2 separate regions of the Homo sapiens genome follow, and region 2 is linked to region 1. A link is an interaction called in ENCODE POLR2A ChIA-PET data of the cell type or tissue named here. Cell type or tissue: PC-3. All regions are shown on one strand. Each heading gives the region's core, and the rest is flanking DNA. Links, peaks and the distances in the headings are about the cores only.

Evidence for each region. Peaks named below come from ENCODE experiments on the same cell type or tissue, not always from the same donor. Only the 100,000 strongest peaks of a DNase experiment are listed, where the experiment ranks them.
Region 2: POLR2A ChIA-PET joins it to region 1 with 5 read pairs; 10 of 35 experiments call an interaction of 5 or more read pairs at or near these places.

The regions. Positions count from the first base shown.
Region 1 is chr10:61,759,022-61,765,638 of GRCh38, reverse strand. It overlaps CABCOCO1 (ciliary associated calcium binding coiled-coil 1), which reads right to left. Exons shown (of 8, transcript NM_001366906.2): 6 at 5,458-5,580; 7 at 4,636-4,776. Among named protein-coding and RNA genes, the nearest start is that of CABCOCO1, 99 kb to the right of the region's middle. In PC-3, for the core only: no CTCF peak of the experiment used is centred there; DNase peaks (open chromatin) are centred at 3,658 and 4,508; H3K4me3 peaks cover 839 bases; H3K27ac peaks cover 3,739 bases.
Region 2 is chr10:61,814,812-61,829,930 of GRCh38, reverse strand. The region is part of intron 2 of LINC02625 (long intergenic non-protein coding RNA 2625); the gene reads left to right. Among named protein-coding and RNA genes, the nearest start is that of LINC02625, 46 kb to the left of the region's middle. In PC-3, for the core only: CTCF peaks have their summits at 10,303 and 10,502 (motif pointing right); no DNase peak of the experiment used is centred there.

The DNA.
Region 1 (6,617 bases), core at 1,618-6,617:
TTACCAATAAGCACTGAATCAGAATAACTGCTTTGGGCTCAGTTATTGCAGTGCTGTGGGTCCCTCCACCATCTGCAATGGATGTCTGTGTCTCCCGTGTAATACATTCTAAATGAGATCCCAGGAAGCTTCTGTTGTGAAATAACAACACAAATAACCTTACAATTAGAACAACTCCCATAATTAAGAGTATTCATCATACATTAGAACTCTTGGAATGATGCCACTTTCTGATATATTTTTGGTAAAAAAAGTAAGCAATTGCTCTCAGGTTTTGTGATTGCCGAGGTGGTGATAGCATTTTGCCTCTGGCAGCGATCTTCTGTGGACTCACATTGCTACCTGCACAATTCCATAAATACGTTCACATTAACTGAACATTAGTAGCCCTGGAAATGTCTTCCCTTTTTCACAAGGGATAATAAAATTACATACAGAAAAAGCAGTGGTGGTTGACGTGGCAAAATTGATGTTTTTGTTGTTGTTTAGGTGATTTTTAAAATGTCTACCGCTGTATAAGGAGTAGCTTATACACATATGTGTTAATAAATTCAAAGTTTGGATTTCTAATAGCTATAACATTATTTGAGGGCTTCAGGGTAACTGTACTTTGCAAACCTTTTATTATTTTAATTTAGATAGAAGACATTTAAAAAAATCAAATACTGTTTTAAGCCCAGATATAATTTTTCATATTTATTTACAAGAGTGTAACTATAACAGATAGTTGTGACATGTCCATGCTGCCTTATCTGATGAGATTTGATTTCACCTCACAGTAAGATTTGATATTTCTGGAAAGATCGTATGTGTGCCAACAATTCTGGGTTCAGAACTCACATAAGTATCAGTCTTTTCTGGTTCAAGCTTTAGTAAACCTTGGGATCAAGCTCCGGCCTCTGGTTTCTTATCTTTTCCTTTCTTGGTGGTTGGGTGGAGGAGGCAAGGAGGGATGGAGCGGTCCTCCAGGTCACAGAGGAACTCTTCCTTTAGGATGCACTGACTCTAAAGAAATCATCATCTATGCATGATTTTAGGTAGGGTCGAAAGAAGCACTGATCTTGGACTGGGAAGATCTAGGTACTAGTTCAGCTACGTCACCTTAGGTAAGTCATTTCACCACCTGGATTTTAGCTCTTACCTTAAAAATTAAGTAGGGGAATAGGATTATGTTAATATCAAACTTTAGTTTTTGAATTCATAATTCCAACTTCCAATTTTGTGATATACTTCACCAATGTTATCTTTCATTGTTATGATGTCATGAAATACTTAAAAATCTGTTACTCCTGCCTTATTAAAATAAATTTATGGGATACAACATATTGGACCACATAGGGATTAAAATGGTTTGAAATAATTTTACCACAATTTCAAAGGATTGGGAAGAATTGCGCCACTCAAACAATCGATTCTTCCCACTTTCAATTAATGTCCCTCTATGCCCACCAGTAATCTCATTTCTTTTCAGCTAAGGATTGATGTGCTTATCATCTACCAGTTTCTGTTTCACTACCACATAGGGATTTTACATTCACTTGGAGGCCTTTCTGGTATTTTACCGAGACAGAATTTATCAAAACAAGTGTAGGCCTTGGGAAAAGGTTCATGAAGGGGCAGCTAAGAGAGTGGCATACTGACAGAGGTGAGTAATGTCTCAGATCTCCAGACCTTAGGCTTAGTACTTTAGTTCAGTCACAACCAGCAGAGTTTGGATCTAAAGGCTCCACGTCTAGTCAATAACAGGCTGTCATTAGCCGTGTTTCCTTGTCATTCTTCAGAACTTTGCTGAACAGACAAGCAATCCTGCAAATACTATGGTTGGGTCTGGTTCTTTTTTTTTTTTTTAAGGAAAAAAAATATGTTCAGTAGTCTCTCATTGACCACTTCTTTGAGATGATTTCATGCTCAGCTTTTCTAACCTGGAAAATTCAAGTTGACCTAAAAACATCTAGGGTCCCAAGATGGCAAACTTCCCTCAAAGTTTTTATATTATATTACCCTATTGCTTCCACAGGGCCAACAGCCAACATGTAATGTAAGAATTTAGTGTTAGCATTCATATTTCTCTGAAATGTAATTCTTTAAATATATTTAAGTTTGCTCCCTTGGGTATAATTTTTATTACACAACTCAGGGCCAAAATAATTTCATTTTGAATGTATCTTTAAAATTAAAATACCTAAACTATACAGGCTTAAAATGTTTGCTCTATTCAGTATAATTTTAATTAACATCTCAGGGCCAAGATAACTTCATTCTTAATAAATCTCTAAAACCATAAAGTGAGTCAATGGGAAAATAAGTGAATTAACATAAAAAACTTATGGATTCATACTACATTTTCAGAAATTTCTGTATTAGAGAAGGTAAAATATGCCTGAAACCACATAGAAAAGGAATTTTGAAAACAACTGTACTTAAAACATGAATTATTTACTGCCTTTTTTTTGCAAAAATTGTAATAACAGTATGACTTTTAAACAAAGTAGGAGAAAAAAATCTGTGAGAAAATTTAAAACATCTTACGAGTAGTGATTCATTAAATATTCCTACAGCAGGTCGGTGTGTTCAAATAGCATATATACACTGACCACTGACACATAGCTACCTTTGAAAAGGGATATGGCAGTTCTTAGAGCCAGGAACACTGGAAGGCAGGTTTTAGAAGTGGAAAATAACCTACACATCTAAAATAGGAGGAGGAATTTAGGTAAGCAGAGAGTAATTACCCAACTTGGAATTTGACCAAGACACAAGGGTAAACGTGGAAAAAGTGCCACACCACGGGAGTATTAAAATCCAGAGTAGTCTGGTTGTGATATTAGAAGTTATGTGGTTTTTGTGGATAACGCTGGAATTAGAACTAGAACCCAGGTCACAGCTCCCATTCAGGGTCTTTTATCAGTTGTCAACCCTGGGAACTCTGGACAAATAACTTAAGTCTTTCTGTGTCCCATTTTTCAATTTATCAGGGGAAGTGCCTGCCTAACTCACATGGAGTTTACTAGGATTACTGATAGAAAATACATAAAGGGGTTTGCCATCTTGAGCCATTGTATAAATCCACATCATCATGCTATTTCATTGAAAAATTGGCAGTAATTTGGCCCAGGCTGATGTCTACAAATCCACTTACTATGGAAATGATTGTGGCACCTAGCGGTTCTGCATCCCTGTCCTCTGGTCCACATCCTCTCCATGCCTAATTACATTTAGGTGAGCAAGCTATTGAACTTCCAGGATGGCTTCAGGCCAATGGGAAGATAACATACAGACACATAGCTATCATATAGAATAGGGGTATAAATGCTGCAGACTGTAATATTTAAAATAATTTCAATGAATAGTTAAAACATACTGTTCACTGCATGGAACACAGCTTTGGTAAAGACGTTTTCAATTTTTTGGGCCTGCAAACAATTCAGTTACTGTCTGGTAGTTCCTCGGCAATAATTTCAGAGCTGTAGGATTGCAAAGGAGCCCAGAGCCATGATTATACATAAACTATATTTAGATGAAATGTTATCAGATCTAAAAAGGAGATATGTTCTGAACTCAGCTTAATTCAACTGCTCTCTGCCCTTCTACACAATAACCAGTTATTACATTCATGGAGTTGTTAACAATAAAGCTTTGTGTAAAACGTGTTCTTCCACTATTTCTGGTAAACACTAAACACCCCTTATTAAGCTGAGGACTTTGGCTGAGTCTGTTGGCACCAAATCATTAAATGTTCGTGTAAATAGTGCAATAACATTTGATGATTAAACAAGTAACAAGGTATGCTTATGCCAAGCTAATCTTTTGCTCTTTTTAAATTAGTTGTTAATACAGTGGGCTTTTAATATATGGTCTCATGTTCAGATGACAACTAAATCTTCTCCTGAGATGCATTAATATTTTAAATATGCACTAGGTTGCCCTCCTGATTTATAGCCATTTCTAAATAAATTGCAAATGTACTCAAAATATACATTTTACTTATTTAATCATTTGGCCTGAAAAATTATGTGAATTCCTGTAAGTCTTTGAGTTGAGGTAGAAATGGCTGTTTGTTTTTTGAACAGAATGAGATGAGAAAGAATTAAGCATAAACCTAAGCCAGTTAATAAATCATTGGCAGCTGCTATTCATACGGCTGCTGCCATCACCATGTTCATGTAATTATTGGTGTAAACTGCTTAGCCATTACTGATAGGTCAAAAGGAACAAACTGTCTGAGAGGCAGTTCAAAGATCTGAAAGCCTGTTAGAAATTTGGTGAGAAGACTTAGCTGAGGATTAAGGTTTGATCTTCAGTGTTTACCATTCAGAAATGCATTCCAATTCCTTTTGCATAAGCAACATTTACAGTTTGACAAGATATGAAGCCTTTACCATGTTATTTTTTGGGTTTTGTTGTTGATTTTTTTAACTGATAACATGCACCACACTAGATGCTGTTGGAAAATCTATTTTGTGATCTTACTGAATCTCTGATGACTCAACTGAGAATTATGTGAAGCTGTTAAATTGAACTTCGTCATAAGCATCGCTCATGCTGGCAGTGTGGGGAGTGTTTATAGACATTAAAGTTAAGGTTGGCTAATTAACCAGTAATAAAGTAAGTGAGCATACTATCAATACTGAGTACCTGAATGCCGATTAAAATGTCATCTGTGACTTGATCCAGCACTGATTTTACATCTTCAATGGTAAAACCAACTAAAGGATCCATGTCTGAGGTGTCAGTTTCTGGCTGAGACTCCTCAGGGCCTTGTTCTTGATCCAACCTCTAGAATATTGAAAGTAAATAGCACTCGGGTGATTTCTAGAGCATTCGGTGATTTATATGGAACCTAAAACTTCTTGTTTTAAATATATTTTATTTTACTTTAAGTTCCAGGATACAAGTGCAAAGTGTGTAGGTTTGTTACATAGGTATACGTGTGCCATGGTGGTTTTCTGCACCTATCAACCTGTCATCTAGGTTTTAAGGCCCGCATGCATTAGCTATTTGTCCTGATGTTCTCCCTTCCCTTCCTTGCCCACCCTCCAAATGGCCCAGATGTGTGTTGTTCTCCTCCCTGTGTCCATGTGTTCTCATTGGAACCTCAAATTTCTATTGGATACTTTTCTAGCAGAAACAATGTCAATCTGGGGGGAGATTTTGATATGATGTTACTCTGTATTTATATTCCTGTTCATGAGGGTTATGACAGATCAACTCATGGTACCAATGTGGTGCCCAGGGGAAAGTGAAGGTGGAGATTAGGAAGGGTAGGGTGGAAAAGATTAAAATTGCTGAACTACCATCAGCGGACTCATCTTTGAATCAACACTTAGAGAAATATTTGTATTTGGTTGGGAAAAATCAGAGGCAAAGAAAATGAAGAAAACATTTAGTTCGTTTCCTCCCACCCCAAGAGAATATAATGATGAGGTAGGGTGAATGGAAAGACAAAAAGAAATATACCTTCATTTCCGTATCCAATATTGTGGGGGGCTCTATGAATGTTGAATAAATATCAAATGAGATTCCTTCTTCCAGAGGATTTGGGAAAGGGCCACATGCAGACTTGACAACCTCTATCACTTGCTGATGGGAAGAAAAAAGTTGAATTATGACAGAGCCTTTGGTGAGCAACCACAGTTTCGGTCAGTTCCGTTATATATGTACCATAGTTCCAAGTCTGTTATCTTTCAAGTGCCACCTCCTTTGAATTTTTGATGCCATTGCCCTTTTTGTCCTCTAGTGCTTTTTGAGCTCCATTTCTCAAAATTAACACTTTGTTTTCCCACTGTCTCATTTCCTTTCGATACTCTGTGGTTTAGGATTTCATGTAGTATCTCCTCGTTCTTAACTGTTTTGTGCTTCAGTATCCCCCTTCTCCTGACTACAAGCCCTCTGTAGGTGGAGAACCAAGTTTTAGATGCTCTGTGTATCTTCTCTAGTTCTGGCAGAGGATTAGGTGTTTAATACACTTAATGTCATCCTGATGGGGACTGCTATTACTCAGCAGAATGTAGCTGCTGAAGTGGCCATCAAGAACTTGGTGATGAAGACAATAAGGGCTGCAAAGATTAATATATGAAGCCAGTAGATCAGGAAGGAGATTTGTCAAAAACACACAGGGCAAGGCAAGACTTCACTATGAGTATTTAACAATTCTTTAGCAACAGCGTGCCACTCAGAAGGAGGCTGACGGTTGGTTAACACTGGAAATGAAGGAAAAGGAGAGTCAAGGAAGCCAACTTTGGCAGTGCTCATCTCACTCTGACTTGGGGGAGGGAAAGGGGAGATGAGGGTATTAATAACATTAAACATTTGATTCATTTAATTAGTTGTTCTAATTCCATGTTTAATAAGCAACATTTGATTTTAATTTCAATTCCCATCCCAATTGATCTGTAGAGACGTGCCCACTTGAGGGTTCTCGTTTTCATGCCTACTACATGCCTCATTGTAAACTGGTAAATTGTTTTGCTTTATAGGAGCTTGTTATTGTGGCCCAGGGATGAAGCCACCCACAGTATGCTGACAAAGTCAGGCCCTGAGATTAGAGCTTCAAACATAAGTTTGAAGACAAAATTTTGAAAATGCATAAATTCACGAAATAATTATCATCCTGTGAA
Region 2 (15,119 bases), core at 10,120-15,119, 56 kb before region 1:
ATGAGGACACTTGTAAGGCCCACCCTACTCCCAAATGACCTCATCTTAGCTTCACTAATAACATCTGCAATGAACCTATTTCCAAATAAGGCCATATTCCAAGGTATTGGGGGTTCAGACTTCAACATATGAATTTTGGGGAGGGGACAAAATTCAACCTGTAACAGAAGCCATGGTGGAAGTGAACAACACAGGTAAGATTTAGCAAGGTCGGTGCTAATGGAGATGGGCCAGACGAGAGTGCCCAGAGTAGATCTGGAAGGGATGGGACCTGGAGTTTGACAGAAACTATGGAGGCAGACTGTGATTATTTTTAAAGCCAAGCACAGCAAATTCAGACTTGGTGTGGAAGGCAAGTCAGAGCCACCATAGGTTTTTGAATTGCATTGTAAAACTGTAAAAATGGCATTTTGGGACAATGACACAGACAGTATCATAGAAGTTGGATTGAAAGAAGATGTCAGTAGAGTCAGGGAAAGTAATTGGAATCTGGGCTATAGTGAGAGTGGAATAGAAAGGTTGGGAGAGTTTTTAAAGGAAAAGAAGACGGTAGGATTTGATGACAACTGGATTCAGAAGATGACAGCATTAACAGTGGGAACCCGGATTGACAGTAAAGTTCAGAAGGGAAAGGTGGGGATCGAGGGGTCTGTGTGTGCATGTGCATGTACACACATGAGGAGGTGGAAGTCTTAGTTTGGGATGTGCTGAGTTTAAAATGATGTATATAGCATATAAGAGGACATGTGCTCTATGGTCAGCAAATTCTTTCTATAAGGCGCCAGTTGGTAAATATTTTAGGCTTTGCAGGCCATGTCAGCTCTTTTGTAACTATCCAAGCTTGCTGTTATATTAGGAACGCAGCCACAGACAATGTGTAAGTGAGTGAGCATGGTTGTACTCCAATAAAACTTTATTTACAAAAACAGGCAGCACTCTGGAATTGGCTCAAGGGCTGTAGTTTGCTTATTCCTACACTACATAATGGGAAATGTGATATAATCATAGGTTATAAGGAGGGAGAACATAAGTCCTTTAATGGCTGGTTTTGTGAGTTTTTTTTTTTTTTTTTTTTTTTTTTGAGACAGAATCTTACTCTGTCAACCAGGCTGGAGTGCAGTGGCATGATCTCGGCTCAGTGCAGCCCCACTTCCTGGGTTCAAGTGAGTCTTCTGCCTCAGCCTCCCAAGTAGCTGGGAGTACAGGTGCATGCCACCACGCCCGGCTAATTTTTGTATTTTTAGTAGAGACGGGATTTTACCATATTGGCCAGGCTGGTCTCGAACTCCTGACCTTGTGATCCATCCGCCTCGGCCTCCCAAAGTGCTGGGATTACAGGCGTGAGCCACCGTGCCTGGCCTGTGAGGTTTTTAGAATGATGAATATTCAACCTTCAGTGGGAATCTATAATACCAATGGGAACTTATTCATGCTTGTAACAAACATGTTATTGAGAATGAAGGAGGGGCCAAGAGTGCTCAAATGTTATCACAGTCACTCTCCACTGACCACTTTGTGAGTGGGTAATTCTTATTCCCTTTTGACAGATGAGATGATGGAGTAAACCCTCAGTAAGGTAACTTGAGGCTGTTAAACTTTCCTCCTGACTCGGAAGTTTAGTAAATCTCTAAGTGGAGGACTTCCACTCAGGCAGGAAGGCTTTAATAGTTTGCATGAGTCAATGTCAAATTTAATATCTGCTTATATGTTGTCAAAGTTTTAACTCTGCACTCAACAGTTTTCAGGATAACTGCCCTCTGTGTTCTTGCTAGAGAGTAAGGTCTTGAAATTGTGTAATAGCTACAACCTGTCAAGTACCTGGAAGAGAGGAAAATTGAGAGAAGATAATTTAAGGCTCATGTAATCTCCTCATTTCTCTAGATTACCTATTTTTTTAAATTGATCAAGTTGATTGCTGGGTCCCCCACAGAATAATCATCATGTAATTTAAGACAAAGCATTGATCTCTTTGTTATAATTGAAAATGCTTTATAGATTTTGCTGTTTTAGCTGAGAATTATTATTGAAAATATTGTTTATTACATCCCCCTATATATTGTTTCTTATGAGAAAATTATCTCAGAATTTGACAGAAGAATAATTCTTTTCTCCTGAGAAGATATGATTCTGTTCTTCAGCTAGACAGAACTGTGCAACTAATTGTGTTTCCCTTTTTGATTGGATTTCCAGGAAGCTCAGAGCTAGGTTTAAGGCGCAAAGATAATAGCTATCGTCACTTAACATCAAAGTACTTATGTTTTCCAGGCTGCATCACCTTTTTAGTTCCAATTTTATTAATTTTTTCTTTTCCTCCCATAAGCTGCTTCAAATACTTCTTGGAGAGAGATGAGTATTTTTTTTTTTTTTTTTTGAGATGGAGTCTCACTCTTGTAACCCAGGCTGGAGCACAATGGTGTGATCTCGGCTCACTGCAACCTCCGCCTCCTGGGTTCAAAGGATTCTCCTGCCTCAGCCTCCTGAGTAGCTGGGATTACAGACACCCACTACCTGGCTAATTTTTGTACTTTTAATAGTGACAGGGTTTCACCTTGTTGGCCAGGCGGTTCTCAAACTCCTGACCTCAGATAATCCGCCCATCTTGGCCCCCCAAAGCGCTGAGAGTACAGGCGTGAGCTATTGTGCCTGGCCAGAGATGAGTATTTTTTAAAATTAAATTTAATTGAGTCAGAATCAAGATAGAGAGTATTTCAGTCAATCAAGATTGTTACTTAAGTTTCTTTAGACTTGGGGAAAAATGTTGAAAAAGAGTTTATGATTAAGAGCAGATATTTGCTTGGGTGACCGTTAGAGGACATTGACATTTGCTCAATAATGACCAATTATTTCATATCTGTTGAGGGATCTTCCTCAATGGACTATTATACACATTTGCCTTACTATTTGGCAAGCATTGAGGAGCTGAGGGCATCAAGCAAGCATAAGGTTTGGAGTTAGAAGATGAGGACTTGTTTTGATTCTGCCACTAAGTACTCAGGTGACTCCGCATAGGACACACAACCTCCGCTGGATAATTTTGAATGTCCCTTCAAATGTAGCTTTCTATAGGAATCTGTTGTCTACCTTCCTGCAACTGTCTGCCAATCACTCCCTTGCATATTTCCTCAAGTAAGTAAGTCTTATTTTTCTAGGAAGACTCTAAGCATCAGGGGGGCAGGAGCTATATGAATATGAATATAAGGCATATGAATTTATTTTTATATTCATTGAATCGTAATACCACCTTATTCCAAATAGATTCAAGGTGGCTTACAAAGATAAATGCAATAAAATAAGATAAAAATTTAAACTAAAGAAAAAGTGTTCATGTGGAAGGAAAACAGATTAAGACTACAAAGATGAGCAGGTAGGTAGGTAGTAGGCAGGCACCTGTAGAAAAAACCAGTCTCCATCTGTCTCCAGAGAGCACATTTGGTTTCTGCACAAACACAAATTGCCTTGGAAACTGAAGCAAAATGGAATGAGTGTGAAGAAATCTCTTTGTTTTAAATTAAATTTAACCATCACATGATGGAAACATAGCGCATCTTGATTGAGTGTTAAAAATCAGGTGCCGAGTCACTGATCACTAAAGGTATTTACTGGATGTGGTAAATGGAAATTCCTTCAGACAAAAAGGGCACTGCAGAAGTTCGGGAGAGATTTGCTACAGTGGGACAATGGACAAGAAAGATTTTGCTTTAGAAGGAAAGTGTTTGATGAGGAAAAAGTCTTGGTTCATTGTTGCCTCCCTGTGGTTTCCAAAGTATGAGGGGCTGCTTTGGGAGCAAAGCAGATAGCAGTGAAAGTGCAAAACAAGGCAAAAGCAGGGTGGAGGAATTTAGCAAACAGCACTTCTTATGAAATTAGTGAGTAATAAGGTAATATAGGGGGCTGTTCCTTTTTATGGGAAATATTCTCTGCTGAGTTCTTCAAATGAAATATTCTCAAATACTGTAATGCACTGATATGAAAGATTTATGTAGCAAGAGGCCTTAACCGATAGCAGAAGAAATTTGAGGCTATGAAAGTTGGCAGTACTGTCATTAATACTTCATTCATTTAACAAATATTTATAGAGCCCTTACCACGTACTGGATACTGTGCCAATCACTTTAGGGAGTGAGGGCAAAGGAGCAAATAATGAGTAATTCACCATATTTGTCTTAGAGAAGCTCACATCCTAAGAGGGAGATGACATCAAATGCATCCGATTAATTCATTAAAAGCACTTATTGAGCACCTATGCTATACCAAAACTAGTTCCAAGTGCTAGGTATGTAATGCGGAAGTAACAGAAACAGGATCTGTTTTGAAGTATTATGTTAGAAATCAGCAGGGTTTTTTTTTCTTTTCCTGCTCAACAGAGAATTAACACAAAGATTTTGACTGCTGAGAACTGCAGAGATTAAACAGAATTAGAGAGAGTGCAAATAGTATATAATAAAGCAATAGAAAAAGAAACAGGCCACAACTTACAGGTTCCCTTTCACTCCTGAGCAATTTCTTGGTAGACTTATTACTAATACATATTTATCTACATTTAAATACATAGTAAGATTTTCTTGCTTCTGAAGATTGAGGTCATTGGTTACCTAAAATAATGATCTTGTACCTTATCTAGTGGCGGAGCCTGGAAAAATGATCTGAGATCCAGAAGAGAATCCAGAGATAGCTGTTATATAGTAAATGTCACTAGACCCTGTGCTGCATGTCTGTGGCAGACATTACTAATAGATCACAGCACTTCTTCCTGCTACGCCTGGATGTAGCCTCAACATTCTCCCTTTGAGAGAGTACCAGGTGGCCAGAACTCGTCTTGGCACGTAAGACGAAACCTTCATGCCCTCTGAAGGCCCTTCACTCCTTTAAATATGTTCCAACCCTTTTTAATGTAAGAAACAACTGAATACTTTGGGTTTCTTTGGGGCTTCTTCCTTAACTCTCTGTTACATTCTTGTTTCAAAGTTTGGTTGAGATTACTGTCTGACAGTTGTTAAAAGGTGATGGCAATATATTATTACTCAGGACTTTCATAGCTTTAGGAAATAATAACAATTTTTATTTTTTATAATATGGAGTAATTTAAATAATTTTATGTAATTATAACATTTATTATTGTCATAATCCGTGGCATGAATTAAACATATATAACCTCCCATGCACTATATTATGTGCTTTACCTGCACATTTTATTTGATCCTCATAGTAACCCTGTGAGGTAGGTGCTGGTAGTGTCTTCTGAAAAGAACTTGCCCGAGGTCCCACCAATAGTAAGTAGTGGAACCTGAATTCCAGTCCCCGGTATTTGATGTCAGAGCTGAAGATTGTTCCCGCCTGCAGTCAAGACTGTGAGGTTCTCTCTCCCAGGAAGTATGGCTGTTCTTCTCCATGAAAAAAATGATCCTCTTCTTTATAAAATCGAAGGCATCATCTGAATTTTCAGGAGAAAGAATAGAACCAAGTATGCCCTTAAACTTACGTTCCATCTTCTTAATCTGACAGAAGGAAGAGGAAGCAGGTGAAGTGTCTGTCCTCAAGAGTTAGTGGCTAGTCCAGGACCATCATTGCACACCCGTGTCCCCATGGTCTCCACTGCCCACGGTCATGGCCATTATGGGGAGTCAACAGCTGACACAGAACAGCGGGTCTTGGGGAAGGGGAGTAAGTGGTTGGACTGCTAATATATTTTTCTTCGTCCAGGGCTGTTGATGAACTGATTTGAATTTCAATTTTTGTCCTGTCCTATACTCATTCTGGGATAAAATGGACAAGAAGTCAAGGTAGGCATTAGAAAAGAGAAACAATAGACATGGACTCAAAGAATAATAATTCCCAGATAATCAAGGGTTGACCTTAAAGAGGAAACATCTTATTTTCTGAACAAATATTCACAGGGTTAAGATGTGGATTGAATGAGATAGTGTAGGAAATAGCAAAAATAATACTATTTATTGAACTCTTACCATATGCTGGGTACCTCTTAAAGTGCATTACATGGATTTTTAAGAAAATTGCATGACTAGGTAAGGGAGATATTATTTTTTCTCTTTATAGTTGGGGAAACTGAGGATCAGAGAGTTTACGACACTTGCCTAAGGTAATACAGCTATAAAGCGTCCACCCAGGTCAAACCAGGGTTCTGCTATAACTTAGGTTCTTAATTAATCTGTTAAATTTGACCTATGTGAAAATGGTCTACAAACTATCAAGCATCAAAGAGTGAATTCATCATGCAGTTATTAAGTTTAAGCTTCAGGGTCCCTGGCCGGGCATGGTGGCTCACTCTTGTAATCCCAGCACTTTGGGAGGCCAAGTGGGTGTATCACCTGAGGTCAGGAGTTTGAGACAAGCCTGGGGCCAACATAGTGAAACCAATCTCTACTAAAAATACAAAAAGTAGCCAGGCGTGGTGGCAGTTGCCTGTAATCCCAGCTACTAGGGAGGCTGAGGCAGGAGAATTGCTTGAACCCAGGAAGTGGAAGTTGTGGTGAGCCGAGATTGCACCATTGCACTCCAGCCTAGGCAACAAGAGTGAAACCTTGTCTCAGAAAAAAAAAAAACCTTCAGGGACCCCTCACTTGCTAGGGCCTTTTCTAAGACCTCGGGAGGGGCCTCATTCATATTTATAATTTTGCATTTTTTTTAACTTAAAGAGCCCCCAACCCCACCAATTATGTAAACTTTGGGCCCACAAAACTTGCATCTGGCCCTGAAAATACCATATTATTCTAGACTAGATGGTCACATGGTCCTTCTATTCTTATCACCTACCACCCCGTGGAGAATGTGGTATGAGTAGAGCCTTCTCTTTTCTTTAGTATTATTCATCATTCAAATTCCTGGTATTTCCCTTCTCTGGAACCTCAATTTATTTAGACAGCAAGCTGTGTTGGGGACCAATAGCTTCAAGCCACTCAGCAGAAAAGTATTAATCTTTTCTCTGGCATCTCACATATGACATCGCCAATGGTGTGTTTGCAACCCCTTGTGAGAATGTCCACTCTTCTAATTATAGTAAATGCAGTCAAGGAAAAAGGGCCTTGATTTTAAATAAAGAGCCGTGAATTCTGCATTTGCATGTCATGCTCTGAAGTAATCTTTTTCTGAGTCATGGATTATAAATTATCAATTTAGATCAAGCCACAAAAAGCACTGTGTTTTGTTAATTTGGGGCCTTTGGAAAGGGCAAAAAAATTCTAGTCAAATATCCTAAGAGATTCTGCACTCTCCAAAGTAAAACATCTTGGTAAGTCACTAATAGTTCTTGAGCGACTACACATTTAGGACGAGAATGTATTTATGCTAAGTGAACTAAGTTTCTGGAGCTGTGACAACGTAGAATATGTGATTACTAGAAGATTCAATAAACACTTGAAAATGTAGAATTAATGTAAAACTTGATTTGGAAACTAATTTGGACCATATGATTATTGGGACAAGACATATTTTTTGTTTTCTATAAAAATAAACCCAGATATGTGTAAGGGAGTATTTGTTTGAGCAAAAGTAATGTCACTAATAATCCATGTAACTTTAGATTGCAATGATGATAATAATAATGATAAAAGTTAGCACATTGTTTACTAGGTCAGGTACTGTGCTAAGCACCTTATGTCCATTATCTCACTATTCCTTACAAGTCTATCATTGTCCCCATTTTTCAGATGAGGACACTGAGGTAAAAAAAAGTCGAGTGACTTGCCAAGGTAGTTTGGTACATCATGGACCTGAAATTTGAGTATAGTCTGTCTGATAGCAGAACACAAGCTCTTAACCACTCTGCAAGCATTTTGCCTCTTTGGGGTTCAGCTTTCCTATCTGCAAAATGAAGGGCTTGGCCTTCCTGATCTCTGCCATTTCTTTCAGCTCTAAAGCTCTAGGGTGTTATGATTTCAAGTTACAATCCTCTGGCAGCAAAAGAGCTCTTGGTATTTCACTAATATGTTTGTTTTTCTAATTGATCTCTACCAGCTCAGGGTAATTAAAACCCCACAGCTCTTACATTCCCCAAACAAACAGAAGCGTGCATATTCACCACTCCTCACAGCAGTGCACATGGCATTGTTTATGCATGGCACCTAAGATAAAAACCAAATATATGGTGGAAAGTAGCAAGCTTTGTGAGAACAGAGGAGTAAGTGTGTGTACCTTCCAGTCTAATGTTCTGTAAGTTTCTGCATATTTACCAACAGTAGTAAGTGTTGACTTGATCCAAGGCTCCCATCAACAACCTCAGATGTTCTATTAGTGAATCATACTTCACATTCATGGTAAATATATGATAGAATGATGGGTTTAGAAATTTAGAATACCGTTCAGCAGCTTGTGATCCAGATAACCATTTATTATGGCCATAATAACAGAATTATCAATATGAGAAAAAACACTCAGCCTTTCTGGATTAAGATACTCTCATGGCCGATTCCTTTGTGCACAGCCTTAGTTACCATGGGGATCACGATGTAGAGTGTTCTAAGTTCTTGGCATTGCTGCCTGGTGAGTGCGTCCTTACCTTTGGGGTAAAGTTATGTGCCTGAATGAAGACAGAAACAACAGGATTTCCTACAAGGAGTGTGGATGACGCATCTCTCTATGTAGCCAGAGCTCTTCAAGTGCAGTCTGTCAGGACAAGAAGAGGATTCTTTGTTCATTTCATGAAGTTACTGATTACTTCCTTTCCTGGCTTCGTGTTAGGTGGCATTGTAACCATTACAATGCAGTATTTGAGGCCATGCCCTCAGGAACTTATAGTAAGGGTGAGAAGATGTATGTAAAACTCTATCTGTAGGCTTACCACTGCACAAACTTCTTTCTCTAACTTGTCTTAACTTCATGATAAGGTAATATTGGAAATAGGCCTTAAGGGATAAGAATTTGGACATACAGAAATTGGGGTAAGGATGTAGCGGATGGAAAGGCAGGAGGAGAGGTTAGGTGAGGCAAGAAAAGGAACAATTTGGGCCTAGGACAAGACTGTCTGTATTTTTCCTTTGTAGCGTCACTATAGTTGTCATTTTTTTGCGTTATTATTTGCTTATTGACTGTCTCCTAGATTGGAAGATAAGCCCTTTGAGTCAAGGACTAGGGACGAGGTCTGTCCTACTCATTGATGTATGCCAAGTGCCTGTGACCACATATAGGTACATAAAGGGGCTCAGAAAATACGTATCATAAAAAGGGAGGAGGGAAAGTTTGGAAAGGGACTGGCCAATGGTGAACACATAGCTAGAATCTCAAGATCAGAGACATAATAGTAGTTTAATTGCCCAGAAAGTTAGAAAACTTTTTTTTTTTTTGAAGTCAGAGTCTTATAGTGGTCATAATGCTAGCTAGGCAGCTAGCAAGAATTTTAAAAAAAATGGAAGAGCAGGCATTAAGACTAGGCAACAGGGGAGAGAATGAGGGCATTTAATTCAGCTCAGCAAGCAGGTACCACCTACGAGCCAGGCATTATGAAGTGGCAAGGGTATGAGTGTGTACAAGAGAGGTCAAGATCAGCTTAAATTGAAGTTTGAAGGAGGGAAGATTGTGTCTTTGGGATAAATAGTAGCTTCACGGAAGAGGCAGTGTTTCAAGTAAAATTTAAATAACCAAATTTTATAATTTTTTCAAGAATGCAATCCAAAGTCCAATCTTGGATTTTTCTAGAATGGAAGTGGAGAGGGCATTCTAATAAAAAAATAGAGGTGGGAAGATAAATAGCTTTTATAATGAACCTGTGTGCCAGATACTTTGGTATGTGCTTTACTTAAATCATCTTACTTATTCTTTGCAGATCCAATGGAGCAAGATTATAGGTGAGCAAACTGACCTTTTTAATGGGTCTGTGACTTGAATCCAGGTCTGTCTGACTCTAATCTGGCAAGAGTGATTATAATAATAGTTAATCACTATTGAGCTACCTACTTTCTTATCTGCTTGGGAATCTCTTTTCTTCATGAATCAACTCAAGCATGACTACCCTGATACTTTCCCTGTAAACCTCTGCATGGGGTGCTCTATATGTGCTCTAATTAGAATATTTATCTCACCATATTGCAATTGTCTAAAAACACCCATTTGGAGCACAGTGGATTGTGAACTTGATGAAGAAATGGACTGAATATATCTACTGCCTTCTAAAGATGAACTCCAGGTGGCCCTTCTTTGTGTAACCAACAATTGAATTCAAAATCTCATGTGGGATCATCAGATGAACAGAGTCTGGATTAAACGGCTGTGCCCTAGCTGAAAGAGAGGCTGGAAAAGTGAATTCCTGATATCAATTTTGTGATAAGGGACTAATAACGTGGGGAGTCTCCTGTCATAGGTGTGGATGTTCAGATGAGGTAAACATCCAAAAAAGAAATACAGAGAAGGCAGAGCTGTTAAATTATTTCCCGAAGCAGCTCTGAGTAAAAATTAGACACTGGTTTGAGTGTGGGTTATGGAAAAAGGAAGAATGGGAGAAATGATAAAGGAATTAGCATCATTAAAATGATGCAGGTGAGCCACACTCTGTGGGGGCAGCAGGTGGCAGAATTTACCATCTTGAGCTCAATATGGGCATCAGTGGTGGGACATCAGTGATCTTAAGGGTATATGAACATATTTAAAAATATTTTAATAGTTATTTTAATGGATAACAGCAAAATAATTAGCACATCAAACTTGTGAATTCACAGTGTTATTGCTTAGGAGAAGGTTAAGGTTAAGTTCAGTTTAAAAAGAGTTATTCAATATTAAAATGATGAAATAAATAATACAGCAGGTGGCATATAGCTATGGCATGATTTCTGAAGGTAGCATGGGAATGGCTGAAGTTTGGGGAAGTTTATACATGGACACAGGAGGCCAGAGCTTCACTCATCACCTATGTGTGTTTTATCTCACTGGGCCTCGTTTTTTTTTGGGTTATCTATCTATCTATATTATTTATTTGTTTATTTATAATTCAACTTTTAAGTTCAGGGGTATATATGCAGGTTTATTATATAGGTAAACTCATGTCACGGGGCTTTGTTGTACAGATTTTTTCGTCTCCCAGGTATTAAGCCTAGTACCCATTCATTTTTTTTCCTGATCCTCTCCCTCCTCCCACCCTTCACCCTCTGTTAGGCCTCTGTGTGTGTTGTTCCCCTCTGTGTCCATGTGTTCTCACCATTTAGCTCCCACTTATAAGTGAGAACAGGTGGTATTTGGTTTTTCAGTTCCTGCATTAGTTTACTAAAGATAATGGCTTCCAGCTCCATTTGTTTTCCTGCAAATGACATGATCTTGTTCCTTCTTATGTCTGCATAGTATTCTATGGTGTATATGTACCAGATTTTCTTTATCCAGTCTACCATTGATGGTCATTTAGGTTGATTCCATGTCTTCACTATTATGAGTAGTGCTGCAATGAAAGTATGCCTGCATGTGGCTTTATGATAGAATGATTTATATTCCTTTGGGAATATACCCAGTAATGCGACTGTTAGGTGGAATGGTATTTCTGTGTTTAGGTCTTTGGAGAATTGCCATACTGTCTTCCACAATGGTTGAACTAATTTACACTCCCACCAACAGTATAAAAACGTTCCTTTTCTGTGCAACCTTGCCAGCATCTGTTATTTTTTGACTTTTTAGTGATGGCCACTGTGACTGGTGTGAGATGGTATCTCATTGTGGTTTTGATTTGCATTTCTGTAATGATCAGTGATGTTGAGCTTGTTTTCATATGATTGTTAGCCACATGTATGTCTTCTTTTGAAAAGTGTCTACTCATGTCCTTTGACTGGTTCTCAATTTTATACTTTATGTTTTATAATCTATCTGGGCCTCAATTTTATACTTTATGTTTTATCTCACTCAGCCTCAATTTTATACTTTCAAGGGGGTCAGCACTATCTTGGCTTCCTGAAGGTAGGGTCAAGACTAGACTAGACTTAGAGTGTCCAAGTGACACTTACTTGGTTTGCCAAGACTAGTTGTGAATTCTTAGGAATTTGATCTATTTATTCTCGTTATTCAGCCAAGCCTGCAAAATGTCAGAGCTCTGAGTTATCACTCTTTAAATGCGAGACTTCACCTGAGTGGCCTTTGGGGAAAGTGGGTCATCATGGGTGGGTGTGTTTCTCCATTTGATAAGTGATTTAAGCTCAAATTTTTATTTGCACTAGACATGGGTCCGTTCCCTGGCTCAATGTGGCCTCTTACAGCTTTTCCATTCACACATCCTCCTGCTGGGTTACTGGCCACTGTCTTTCCCACTGTGAATTACTGAAAAGTATGCATTCTCTTCTCAGTGTCTAGCTGCCAGTCTGGTTCACTGTAGGTCCCTGGTGAACGTAAAAATAAAACCCTTGAAAGTGGACATTATTCTATCATGTCAATTTAGCTCTCGGGAAATTGTATGGACTTTAAAAATGTCTCTCCCAAGAATCATTTAGTTACTTATTCCTTAGGAACCACTGTGGTTCAGCAAGACCTGGTGCTTCAGGAAGCAAGGTTAGAAAGAAAGGGGGCTGGGAAGAGCAGCATGGGATGGGTGCTGTGGAGCATGTTGTCATTGTTAAGATGTTGGAGCAGCTTTGGCATGGGGAGAATATGGCTGAAAATGAAGTCGTAGCAATGAGGACAACCTGGACTCACTGCTCTGAGTACTTGTGCAATGGTAGCTGGAGCTGTCTCTTACTGGGATTTGTATATAAGAGAAACATGGATAGTTACCTTGAATGTAGAATCTACTTAGAGATTATTCTTAAATATAGCTTAGATTGCATTGGCAGGGTTTTTTTTTTTTTTTTTTTTTTTTTTTTTTGAGACGGAGTCTCGCTCTGTCGCCCAGGCCGGACTGCGGACTGCAGTGGCGCAATCTCGGCTCACTGCAAGCTCCGCTTCCCGGGTTCACGCCATTCTCCTGCCTCAGCCTCCCGAGTAGCTGGGACTACAGGCGCCCGCCACCGCGCCCGGCTAATTTTTTGTATTTTTAGTAGAGACGGGGTTTCACCTTGTTAGCCAGGATGGTCTCGATCTCCTGACCTCATGATCCACCCGCCTCGGCCTCCCAAAGTGCTGGGATTACAGGCGTGAGCCACCGCGCCCGGCCGGCAGGGGTTTTTTGACTCTACTAGTTAAGCTAGGTCAGCCACTACACTAAATAAAATAAGGCTAAAGATTATACCTTCAGTTAGCGACCTCAAACATAAACCTTTCCATTCATGAATAAACCTAGGATGAACCATTTGGTAGGTTACCTGCCTCATTTTATCTTTGAGTTAGTAACAGCAATGTTGATAGTATTACCGCTCACCAAATATTCCATTTTTCTTATGGTACCTTTTCTGCAGGGCAGTTATACATTTCCACCTTGTTAAACTCACAAGCAGCAATATGATTTGCCTTAGCCATTGAAGAATGGGCCAAAGCAATGTATAACTCCCTGTGCTGAGAATTTTATATGTTCTGTCTCATTTAATATGGTAGCAACCTTGTGAGATAGATACATTTCTTCAATGTCTAGATGAGGATGCTGAAACTCAAAGAAGCTGAAAAGGTTTTGGTAGTCACATCACCTGCACATGTGTTCAGGATTTGACCTGGCCCTTGCTCTTAACTGCTTCACTTTATTGTACATCCCTATCCCAACAACTTTTGTTAAGATGTCATCTAACACAAGTGCCAAAGACTCTGATTCTCAGATCCCTCAGGTACCAATCCTTGCAGGGAACAAACCTAGAAAAGTAAGGTGTAGCCTTTCATAATCTGGGGAACAAAAGAAGAAAATGTAGCTGATCTATTGGTGACAACCTACTATTTATTTTGTAAGAAAAGACTAGAGCCACATACACATAAAACAATGCTCTATACCTGTAAAAATAATCTAGTAATTTTATTACACTAACTTGATGACGTGTTGGAAATTATATAAAGAACACAAATTTATCACCAATAAAATGTCATTGTACAAGCAAACTTGGGGGAATATAAATATATAGCATATATGTTCACACAATAGGTTTATATTATAAATGTATACAAAATTTGCTTTGGAATAATGGTCTGGACGATGCATATTTAAGTATCAATATATACATGTCTTAAAGTTTAGTGAAAAATACTGTTGGTGCCAATATGCACCATTCACACAGCAGGGTTCCCCAAACAATGACAACAAACTAAATTAATAATGTTGTAACTAAACCACAGTAATGTGTAATTGAAAAACAAGGACAGCAGCAATTTAAAAACCACAACCAACCAACCCAAGATAACACTGATAATATGCTGACAACAAAGGATTCATGCTGTGACTTGGAAATTCCAGCTGTTTGTTTGTGAGCTTGTGTTGGAACTGGCAATGTTGCCAAGCATTGTGTAGGAATCAGAATTGTTAGCAGAAGCAATGAATTTGTGTGCTCAATAAACTAGTAATGTGCTAACTTGAATTTATGAAGACTGAAATTTAGTGACCTAATTGCCCACTTACTGCTAGTCCTCATGTCTATGAATTAAAGCAGGATCAGTTTCCATTAGGTCAAATGGCAGCCAATCAACGGTCTCGCTGGTGCAGTTTGATAATCATTCTTCTAGAAGTCAGCTTACCCAGGTTTTCACACTTAGACCCTTATTTTGATAAATCTTCTGGCAAAATGCAAAAAGCTTCCCAACTGAGGCTCCAGGCATGGGGCATCCACTTCCCATACACTTTCAAAAAAGTCATTGAGGATCTATTGCTCACCTTGTAGAATGCACTTGGTTTGCCAGGTGCTTCGGGTCTGAGAGAGAAGTGTCTTGTGTTGAAGGTTTGCACAGTTTGCCATGGTCCAGTGGTTACCATCGTGTTTCGTGAAGTTGGGAGAATTCGAGTCCTATTGTTTCATGACCGATAGGACCATCCTCTTGGTATGACCAGCTTCTTTCATACAGTGCCAAGTACACGGTGTTTCAGGCCCTGGTGGAGAAGTTTTTTGGTTCCTGGCTGGGAGAGCCTGGCTAAAGGTCTTTAGGTGGCTTTTCCCCAGGGCTCCTGTCTGGACCACTATGCAGGTAACTTTATTAGCTTCCTCTCACTTCTCAGTCTTGCACCCCTACCTACTAATTGCCCTCAAGTAATGAAGGGTAATGAATGACTTGGAGACTTTTCCAATGAACATCAC